Linked DNA regions of Mus musculus: region 1 is linked to region 2. The links are chromatin loops, found by intact Hi-C in ENCODE. Cell type or tissue: heart. All regions are shown on one strand. Links, peaks and the distances in the headings refer to the core of each region. The heading gives the core; the rest is flanking DNA. Region 1 holds the start of Wdr13 (WD repeat domain 13). Region 2 holds the start of Ebp (phenylalkylamine Ca2+ antagonist (emopamil) binding protein).

Region 1 (4,390 bases), core at 131-4,130, 61 kb before region 2:
AGGAACCTCGGCTGACAGATCGGCGGTGTCCTCGAGCCCCCAGGGCTCTGGGGTCATCTTCAAAGTCCTGCAAAGAGAAGAGGGTTGGGGATGGTGCATACCTCTAATTCCAGCACTTTGGGAAACTGAGGCAGGAAGGTCACCGTGCTCAAGGCCTGCCTTGGCTACACAGTGAATTTGAGGCCAGTCTGGGTGAGATCCTGTCTCAAAAAGAAGAGAAATTGGGCTGGTGAGATGGCTCAGTGGGTAAAAGCACCCAACTGCTTTTCCGAAGGTCAGGAGTTCAAATCCCAGCAACCACATGGTGGCTCACAACCATCTGTAACGAGATCTGACTCCCTCTTCTGGAGTGTCTGAGGACAGCTACAGTGTACTTACATATAATAAATAAATAAATAAATAAATAGAAATTAATCTCTGAGATGAGCTTAAATCTGGGGCCTGACTTCTCGTCACCACACATGGCGCCAGCCACCACTGTCACTGCTCACTTGTGTGGTTTCAACAGTTTCTTCACTAGTGCCTTTGTTTCTGTCCTTCCTTTCCTGTTCCAAACATCCTTAGTACATACATGCTTTCCTCACAAGGGATGACTACTTTCTTCCCAGAGAAGCACTCAAATCAGTCTCTCACTTCTGTCAGGTTTCGGTGTTCCCTCCCCAGACAAGTCTTCCCTATTAAGCACAGCTCCCTCCTTTAGCTCAAAGCAGTGACTTTTCATTCTTCTTGGCCATGTTGAGAATAGAACCATCAGTCTCATACATACTAGGCAATCACGCTAGTTACTGAACTATATCCATGCACCAAACACTTGTGTTCCTTTTTGCTTTTTAAGTCTGTTGTATGTTACTATCTTTGCATTGCTTACTATACCATGGTAAATTATCAACTCATCAGTCTTACCTGCTCTGTGTTTATCTAATTCACTGTCTGCTTATCAATGTTCATTGACTTGGCTTCTCTATTCCCTTTTAGTCCTCTACTGACCTGGAACAGTACTTTGTACATCACTGATGTTTGACCAAAAACTATGGTGACTACAGAGGCAGGGGAGATACATGGCGGGTGGTGCAGCTAGGAGCTCACCTCCATTCGATCAAGGGTTGTTCGGCTGCTGCGGACAATGCTGTTGCTATAGGCACGAGCACTGCCTGGTTCTGAGAGTGGCCCGTACCGTTGGCCCAATAGCTGGCCCCGTAGCCTCAGGTACTGCCGACGCAATGCTGGGGGGTGACCAGCTTTGGCATTCTCCCGAAGCAGCTGGCTGCGCCGGCGGATATACTGGGTCCGAAACTGTGGAAACGTTGGTGTACGGTAGGCGTTGTACCTGTGGGGTCCAGGAGGCAGGGCAGGCAGCAGGCACAGGACAGAGGGAATAAATCAGCTCGAGGTGGTACAAGGTTTGGCAGTGACTGGGATGGTAAGAGTGAACAAGAGCAGCAAAGGGGGATTTCTCTTGGGATTGTGATGGGGGGCAATTATGCAATAATTAGTGGTTATGATGAAAAGATCACTCTAGCGACAATATAGTCAATTTGCAGCTCTGTTGGGGTCAGTCTGGGCCAGCTGTAATATCAGTCTAGCATGATGACATACGTCAGATTGGTAATGTACAACAATGGAGGTTAGGGTCAGATAACGGTAGAGGTTAGTATGGGGTAGCAATTGTAATAATAGTAGGGTAGTGATATCGAGAAAAGTTGGGGAAGAGGATAAGCAATGAGGGACTAGATAGGAAGTCACCAGCCTGACTTCCACTACCCACTCAAAGACAGTCTGCGCATGTCCATTTCAAACCGCATTTTCCCAGCATGCTCTTTAGAACCGGCTCCAGCCCAGGCCACTTAACCGCAGGACTATCCCACACCAAGCTACTGCGCATGCTCACGCAGCCGCACCAGCCAACTTCTCCGCCCAGCTGCACTTATCGCCATTGCTCATGCACCACAGTAAGTTCCTCTCCCATGGGCTCCAACCCCACGCCTCACCTCGCGTCCACTGCTAATACTTGCTGCCACACCGCGGCCATTCCCTGGCTTCCTTCTTTGGTTTGTCTGCCTGCGGGAGCCTGCAGGGCAAGGGCTTGGAATGTCAGCGTCCCAGGCAGAGAAAATCTAGTTCCGCCCACCAGGTGACAGTTGCCATAGACACGAAGTCCCTCCACACAGGTGATGTCGCGAAATCCCACTGGGTCGTTAGCGTGGTCATCACCCCAGCCCTGCCTTTCCTGGGCAGCACTCCGGTGACTCACAGCAGCAGTTCAGACATGACCCCGCCCTCTCCAGTTGCCGTAGCAACGCCCCTCCCCCCCATAGCAAGTCTTGTTTGACATTCCCCACCCATCAAGCCTTCTGCCCTCCGCCTTCCCTTTTCTAGTCCTAGAGCATAGCTCAGGATCCAGGACCACCTCCGGGGCTACCCCTAGCTCTTGAGGCGCCCCCCCCCCCCGGCGACCCTGAGCCCAGTGTCACCGGTTCCTTCTCTCTCTTCTCCCTGTCTCAAGCTCCAGGCAAGATGGCTGCCTGCAACGAGAAAGAGCTGCGGAGCACAGAGCAAATCGATAGGAACCTTTCCCGGGGCGTGGGAGCCTCGCAGGCGCATTAAAGGACTGTAGTTTCCCATACAAGGACCGAGGCTCCACCCCTTGAGTTCTATTCATTTCCCTCTTGACACCTTTTGTATACACAGGGATAATGTACTGTGATCAGAAGGACAAGAATGCGTGTGCCAACCACTAGCTAAAAATCAGAAATAAGACTTTCTCATGAAAGTGGTTTAGGCTGCTTCTTAGCAGCACACATTTGGCCAGGCAAATAAAATATATGCAGAGACTGACTCCTGGAACATTCTCTAGTTCCTAGCGCAGTGATGAATCTCTAAACACCTATGCGATGGGAAGAATCCATGTGTATCTTCACTGGGACTAACTGGACTTGAATGGTTACCCCTAGGAAACTTGAGTATCTTAATAAAAATATGCAATTAGGAAAACAAGCTTTGGGGCTGTGACCTAAGGAAAGGAAAGTATCCCAATCGTCTGTTATATTCACCTTAAGCTAGAATTTGTATCTTGAGTATTCCTCTCAGTGTCAAAAACAGAAATTCCAAGGTTGAAATTCAAGATGTTTAGTCTAGCATAATGGTAATCCTAGAAGAGGGTGATGTAGGGGATAGAGTGGCAGGAGGATCATGAGTTCGAATGCAGTCTGGCCTATGTAGTCAAATCCAGGACTACATCCTGGACTACATACTTTAAATAGCAAGCAAGCGCCGGGCGTGGTGGCGCACGCCTTTAATCCCAGCACTTGGGAGGCAGAGGCAGGCGGATTTCTGAGTTCAAGGCCAGCCTGGTCTACAAAGTGAGTTCCAGGACAGCCAGGGCTATACAGAGAAACCCTGTGTCAAAAAAAGAAAAGAAAAAAAAGCAAGCAAGCAGGATGGAGATAGCTCAGGGCTGAAAATCAAGCCAGGAACTGAAGCAGAGATCATGGAGGAACACTGCTTATCGGCTTGCTTCTCAAGGCTTGCTGTAGCCTGCTTCTTCAACCCAGACTCACCTGCCCACAACAGTTATTAGGCAAGAAAATGCCCCTGCAGGTATCCCCATAGGACAGTCTGATAGAGACTCAGTTAAGGGTCCTTCTTTCCAAGTGACCATAACTTGTGTCAAGCTGACAAAAAACTAACCATCAACTAAATAATGTCTTTTTAGGTTGCCTGAAGTGAGGAATAAAAAATAGGTAAGTGAATCCTATTGGTATCTCCTCTGTCACCCTATCAGTGTTTTAAAATATCCCCTGCAATATAGCTTAAAAAGAATAAATTATTTCTTGGCACAAACATGTAGCCTTAACAAGACCCTAAGTATTCATCGGATAGAGTGCTGGACACTGTTTAAGTAGCTTGCATGCATTAATCTAATTTCTTATTGTACAGGGGATAGGACCCAGGGCCTTAGACATCCTAGGCCAGCCAGTACCTTTTGTTTTAAAAACGACGTGTCATGTAACCCAGGCTGCCTTCCAACTCATTATGTTACAGAGGATAACTGAGCTGGTCCTCCTGTCTCTACTGCCTAGGTATTGGATCATCACAAGTGTCCTTTATTGTTTTTTGTTTGAGACAAAGTCTTAATTAGGCCAGGCTGACCTTCAGCTGGATACGCAGTTGAGAGTGGCCTTGAATTTCTCACCCTTCCTTCTGTTTTTATCTCCCCAGTGCTGGAATTAAAAACTTGTCACCAGGCTCCAGTTTTTTGTTTTGAGACTTTCTTGCTAAATTTTCCAGACTGGCCTAGACTTTGTGATCCTCCCGTCTTAACCTTCCAAGTAGCCAGGACTACATTATTCATCACCACATCCAGCCAATTAAATCTTAATAGGAATGTTGT
Region 2 (4,390 bases), core at 309-4,308:
TTCCAAGCACCCACATGGTGGCTCACAACCATTTCTAACTCCAGTTCCAGGGGATCCAACACCTTCTGGCTTCTGTGGGCACATACATACATGCAGTCATAATACTCATATAAAATAATACTCATAATAGTCATAATACTCAAATACACATATAAAATAAAATAAATCTTAAAAAGGGACCATAGCTCAGATCTGAAACCTTATAAAGAATAAAGGCTTGGCTGAGGCCCCTGGCAAGTATAGCAACAAGAAGCGGGCCTGGCTTGTGACAGGAGAGCTAGGTAGAAAATCGAGTAGCCATGAGAAGGAAAAAGGTCCTCCTCACTCTCTCGGTAGGAATGGCAGAGATGTTGACGTATTTGACAAGGTCACCTGTAAAAGAACTATAAACCCTTCTGCGAAACAAACAGCACAAACCTGTCAAAACTGGGTAATGGACTCAAATCCAAAGTCCTTGCCAAACATGCATAAAGATTTCTTTGATCAACAAGTTTTCTCTACCATCTTCACCGGCAAGTAAGTACTGAAATCTACTGCTTAAGCACAGTGCATTAAAAAAAAAAAAAGTCCCCAACCACACACTTTCCTTTTTTTTTTTCTTTTCTTTTGTTTTTGGTTTTTTCAAGACAGGGTTTCTCTTTATAGCTCTGACTGTCCTGGAGCTCACTTTGTAGACCAGGCTGGCCTCGAACTCAGAAATCCACCTGCCTCTGCCTCCCAAGTGCTGGGATTAAAGGCGTGCGCCACCACCTCCCGGCTCACACTTTCCTTAATATTTCCACTCAGTTATATAACACTGCATGGTAGCACATACCTGAAATCCCAACATTCTGCGGGGCGAAGCTGAAGCATTGCCATAGCTAGCCTGGTCTACCTAGAAAGTTCGGGGAAGCTGGGCATGGTGGCGCAGGTCTTTAATCCCAGCACTTGGGAGGCAGAAAGTTCAGGGTAGCCAGAACTAAATAGCAAGATACTACATTCAAACAAACTTAGACATTAAGTAGCTTCCAAGACCTCCAAGTCAGATAAAGAGCTTCTGCTGGGTGCCTAGGTGCATTCCTTTCCTTTGTCAAGTGCAGCAGAAACTCTCTAACTTTGCTTCATTGTGATACCCCCTATCGTTTTTTTCTGACACAGCGGGTTTCAAGGCCGCTGGTACACCTAGGCAGAGGCTCCTGAGGCTCTAAAGAGGAATCATCAGATTGTACTGCCAGCATCATCGAGTTGTACTTCTGGTTGCTAGTCACAGAGTATGATCACAGTCTGGTGGGCGAGTCACTGTCAACAAGCCAGGTCCTAGCACTTTGGGGCTCAGTTTGTTGGAAAGACACAGGAATGTAGTCGGGGTGCACTGCAGGGTCCAGTGGCTGAGATTTAACTGGACGCTACTCCCACCCGCAGGGGGCTGCAGAGATGAGGAATCAGAGCTGCGGCCCCAAGCACCACGTTTCAAAAGCAAGAGTCCAGGCAATTAGTGTGCCACCCTGCAACAAGCTAGAAGTAGCAAAAGCAGGGGTCTCACGGGCGGCGCTAACCAAGAGAAAGGAAAACAAAGCCCAGAGACCACCAATCACAACCAGAACCCTCCACTGTAGCTGCCCAACGAGAGGGCGAGTCTTCCGTCGTCTGGACAACCGATTTAGGGCCCGGGTCCCGCGCAAGCGCAGGGTAGGGCAGGACTCGCAGGCAAACCGCTGTCGTGGAGGGTCTGGGCACGTGGAGGGGCTCGGACAAGCTGGCTGGCACTCACCCCAGGCGGCGCGATCGCAGGGCGACTTCCTAACACAGGCTTGCGACTTTCCAGGAAGACCTGCAGGCTCCCTAATAGCCCCAGTTCCGCTCAGCTCTAGCGCTTCCCCGCCCGATGGAGCGGACCAATAGTGAAGTGGAGAAGGTGGCTTCTGCCAATAGGAGTCCTCCGAATGTCGCAGGCCCTGTCCTCGCCTATGGTGTCATCTTCCCTGTTGGCTGAGACCAAGTCAGGAGTAGGGTGGAGACCTCCAAGGTCTGTGGGCGCTTTCTCCCGATAGCAAATCTATGCTATTCTGAGCTTCAATTTCCCTGCCCTCTTATCAATCGCACAAGATGAGGCTGAAATTTGAAACCCTCAACATTTGCTAGTGACCGGAGTTGCGTGGTCTTCTAAGTTTTCTAGGCAACCAATCAGTTCCCGGACCCATTCTTAGCCCAAATGCAGAGAATACGACAGGTGGATTACATTCAGTACAAACAAACCTAGCGCCCACCAGAGCTCAGAACTCTCCAGTCCTAACAGCATCGGTCACCTTCAAACCCTCACTCCTGCTGAGCAGTTGGTGTAGACTCTCAACAGTGCCAGTTCTTAAAAGCCAAACAGAAGGCATGACGGTAAACAAGTTGGCAAACAGACCTCGTCAGCATTTAGTCAGAATATTGATCATCTCAAACTGTCATTTTAATTATTACCTACGGACCAGTAGGCATCAACCCTTCTTCTGTCTTGCCCTACCCCGCCCCGTTCGAATCTGACGAACCAATCAGTACAGGGATCCCCCAGTTTTCCATGAAGTATTACTAAGCCTCCCCCACAAAATCTGTCCCTGCTCTACGCAAGCAGGACCAGGACCCCGCCATCATAGACTCATTAGCCAATCACAGACCATGTTGAATTCATCGCGAATAGATCACAATTTTATTTTCCCTCTCCACGATTTTCAGTTTCCAAACCTTTATGTGTGGTGGAATTTCTTTGCTTTCCCTTTTTCCCCTCTGATCAGTGAAAAAAAAAAAAAAAAACAAAAAACCAAAAAACCGAGCCTGTTGTGTAAGTTCTACTTTTATTCGACAATAACAAACTGCATATAAAAAAGGGAGACGGCAGGCGCAGAGGCCCTGGATCTGCTCCTGTCTGCTTTCCCAAGTATCCATCGTTCCTTGGCCCAATAAGGACCACCCCCTTCCTGCCTGGTGGCGGGGTGAGGATTGACAGGCATAGAAAGTTGTGTGTGTTCCTATGTTGTGTGGAGGGGTGTTGGGGGTCAAGAATGGATAAGGGAAAAGGAGTAGAGAAAGGGTCTTTTCTCATCCCCCATCAGAGTTGGCACCCTAAGGAGGGGTATTGAAGGGGATTATGATGGTCATATGCCTCAGCCTATGAGACGGTAGAAGATCCAGCATCCAAAAGTGACCCAGTGACTGGCCCAGCTGAGCTCTGACCACTTGTGGACAGTGTATGCCATGCCGTAGCCCTGTGGGAGAGAAACAAGTCATGATTTTGAAATTCAACAAGGACAGTGAGTCTCCGGAAAACCCATCTCTTGCCCAGGGATCTTTGGTATTTCATATTCCTGAGTAAAAGAAGGGTCTAGGTGCTTATCAAGGGTGACCAGATACAGTTTGGTTTCTTCTTCTTTAAAGATCATTTTAAGGGGCTGAGTATACAGCTTGATGGGAGGGTCTACATGGGGAGGCCCCAGGTTTTGATTTCCAGCACACCAAAAAGAGTTATTTTAAAAATATGTTGGATGTGGTGGGTCATGCTGATCCCTGAGGTCGTTTGTATATGAGACCACTAGAAATCTGAGTGTCTACCAATACAGGACAAAGTAAACCCTGACAAATTCTTGCAATGAAAAAAAAAAAAAAGGAAGACTGTGTACTTAAAAAATTGGGGGAAGCCAGACGTGGTGATGCACACCTTTAGTCCCAGCACTTAGCACTTGGGAGGCAGGCCGATTTCTGAGTTCGAGGCCAGCTTGGTCTACAGAGTGAGTTCTAGGACAGCCAGGGCTACACAGAGAAACCCTGTCTCAAGGGGAAAGAAATTAAAATATAGAGTGTATGTTTTTGATATGCTTTGAGGAAGTGGGTTAATAGAATAAAATTGAATGTGTGCACATTTTGCAGTGAGTCTCTACAATACTTACTTTTTTGGTTTGTTTTAGGGGTGCTAAAGATCACATTCCAAGCATGGCAGGCAGACAAAGGCTCTACCACTGAGCTATACTCCCAGCCTTAAAGTCTTTTTTTTCAAGGCAGGGTTTGTGTGTGTGTGTGTGTGTGTGTGTGTGTGTGTGTGTGTGTGTGTGTAGCCCTGGTTGGCCTGAAGCTTACTATGTAGACCAGGCTGGCCTCAAACTCACAGAAATCCACCTGCCTCTGCCTCCTGAGTGCTGGGAGTAAAATCATGTACTACCACAGCCAGAACTAAAATGTTTTAAGAAGTGGTAAAGCCTGACATGGTGGTGTGCGCCTATAATGTCGATTTGGGAGGCTGAAACAAAGAGCAACGTTTTCTCTAAAAAGAAACCAAAGTGGGCTTGACGGCTGACTCTCGTAATCTTTCTTTTTCTCAAGACAGCGTTTCTCGGTGTGGCCTTGGCTGTCCAGTAACTTCATCTGTAGACCAGGC

What was found. A loop is a pair of places that touch in the nucleus more often than their neighbours do. Peaks named below come from ENCODE experiments on the same cell type or tissue, not always from the same donor. Only the 100,000 strongest peaks of a DNase experiment are listed, where the experiment ranks them.
Region 1: a loop joins it to region 2, with 2.1 times the contacts of the local background. A loop is called at or near these places in 1 of 42 quality-filtered maps.

Annotation. Positions count from the first base shown.
Region 1 is chrX:8,130,299-8,134,688 of GRCm38, forward strand. Wdr13 (WD repeat domain 13) reads right to left here and starts at 2,560. Exons shown (of 9, transcript NM_026137.5): 1 at 1,989-2,560; 2 at 1,087-1,327; 3 at 1-67. The coding sequence starts at 2,029. In heart, for the core only: no CTCF peak of the experiment used is centred there; DNase peaks (open chromatin) are centred at 1,873 and 2,213; H3K4me3 peaks cover 1,754 bases; H3K27ac peaks cover 1,781 bases.
Region 2 is chrX:8,191,051-8,195,440 of GRCm38, forward strand. It overlaps Ebp (phenylalkylamine Ca2+ antagonist (emopamil) binding protein), which reads right to left and starts at 2,462. Exons shown (of 5, transcript NM_007898.3): 1 at 1,751-2,462. It overlaps Porcn (porcupine O-acyltransferase), which reads right to left. Exons shown (of 15, transcript NM_023638.4): 15 at 2,796-3,227. The coding sequence ends at 3,126. In heart, for the core only: no CTCF peak of the experiment used is centred there; a DNase peak (open chromatin) is centred at 1,901; H3K4me3 peaks cover 1,947 bases; H3K27ac peaks cover 1,526 bases.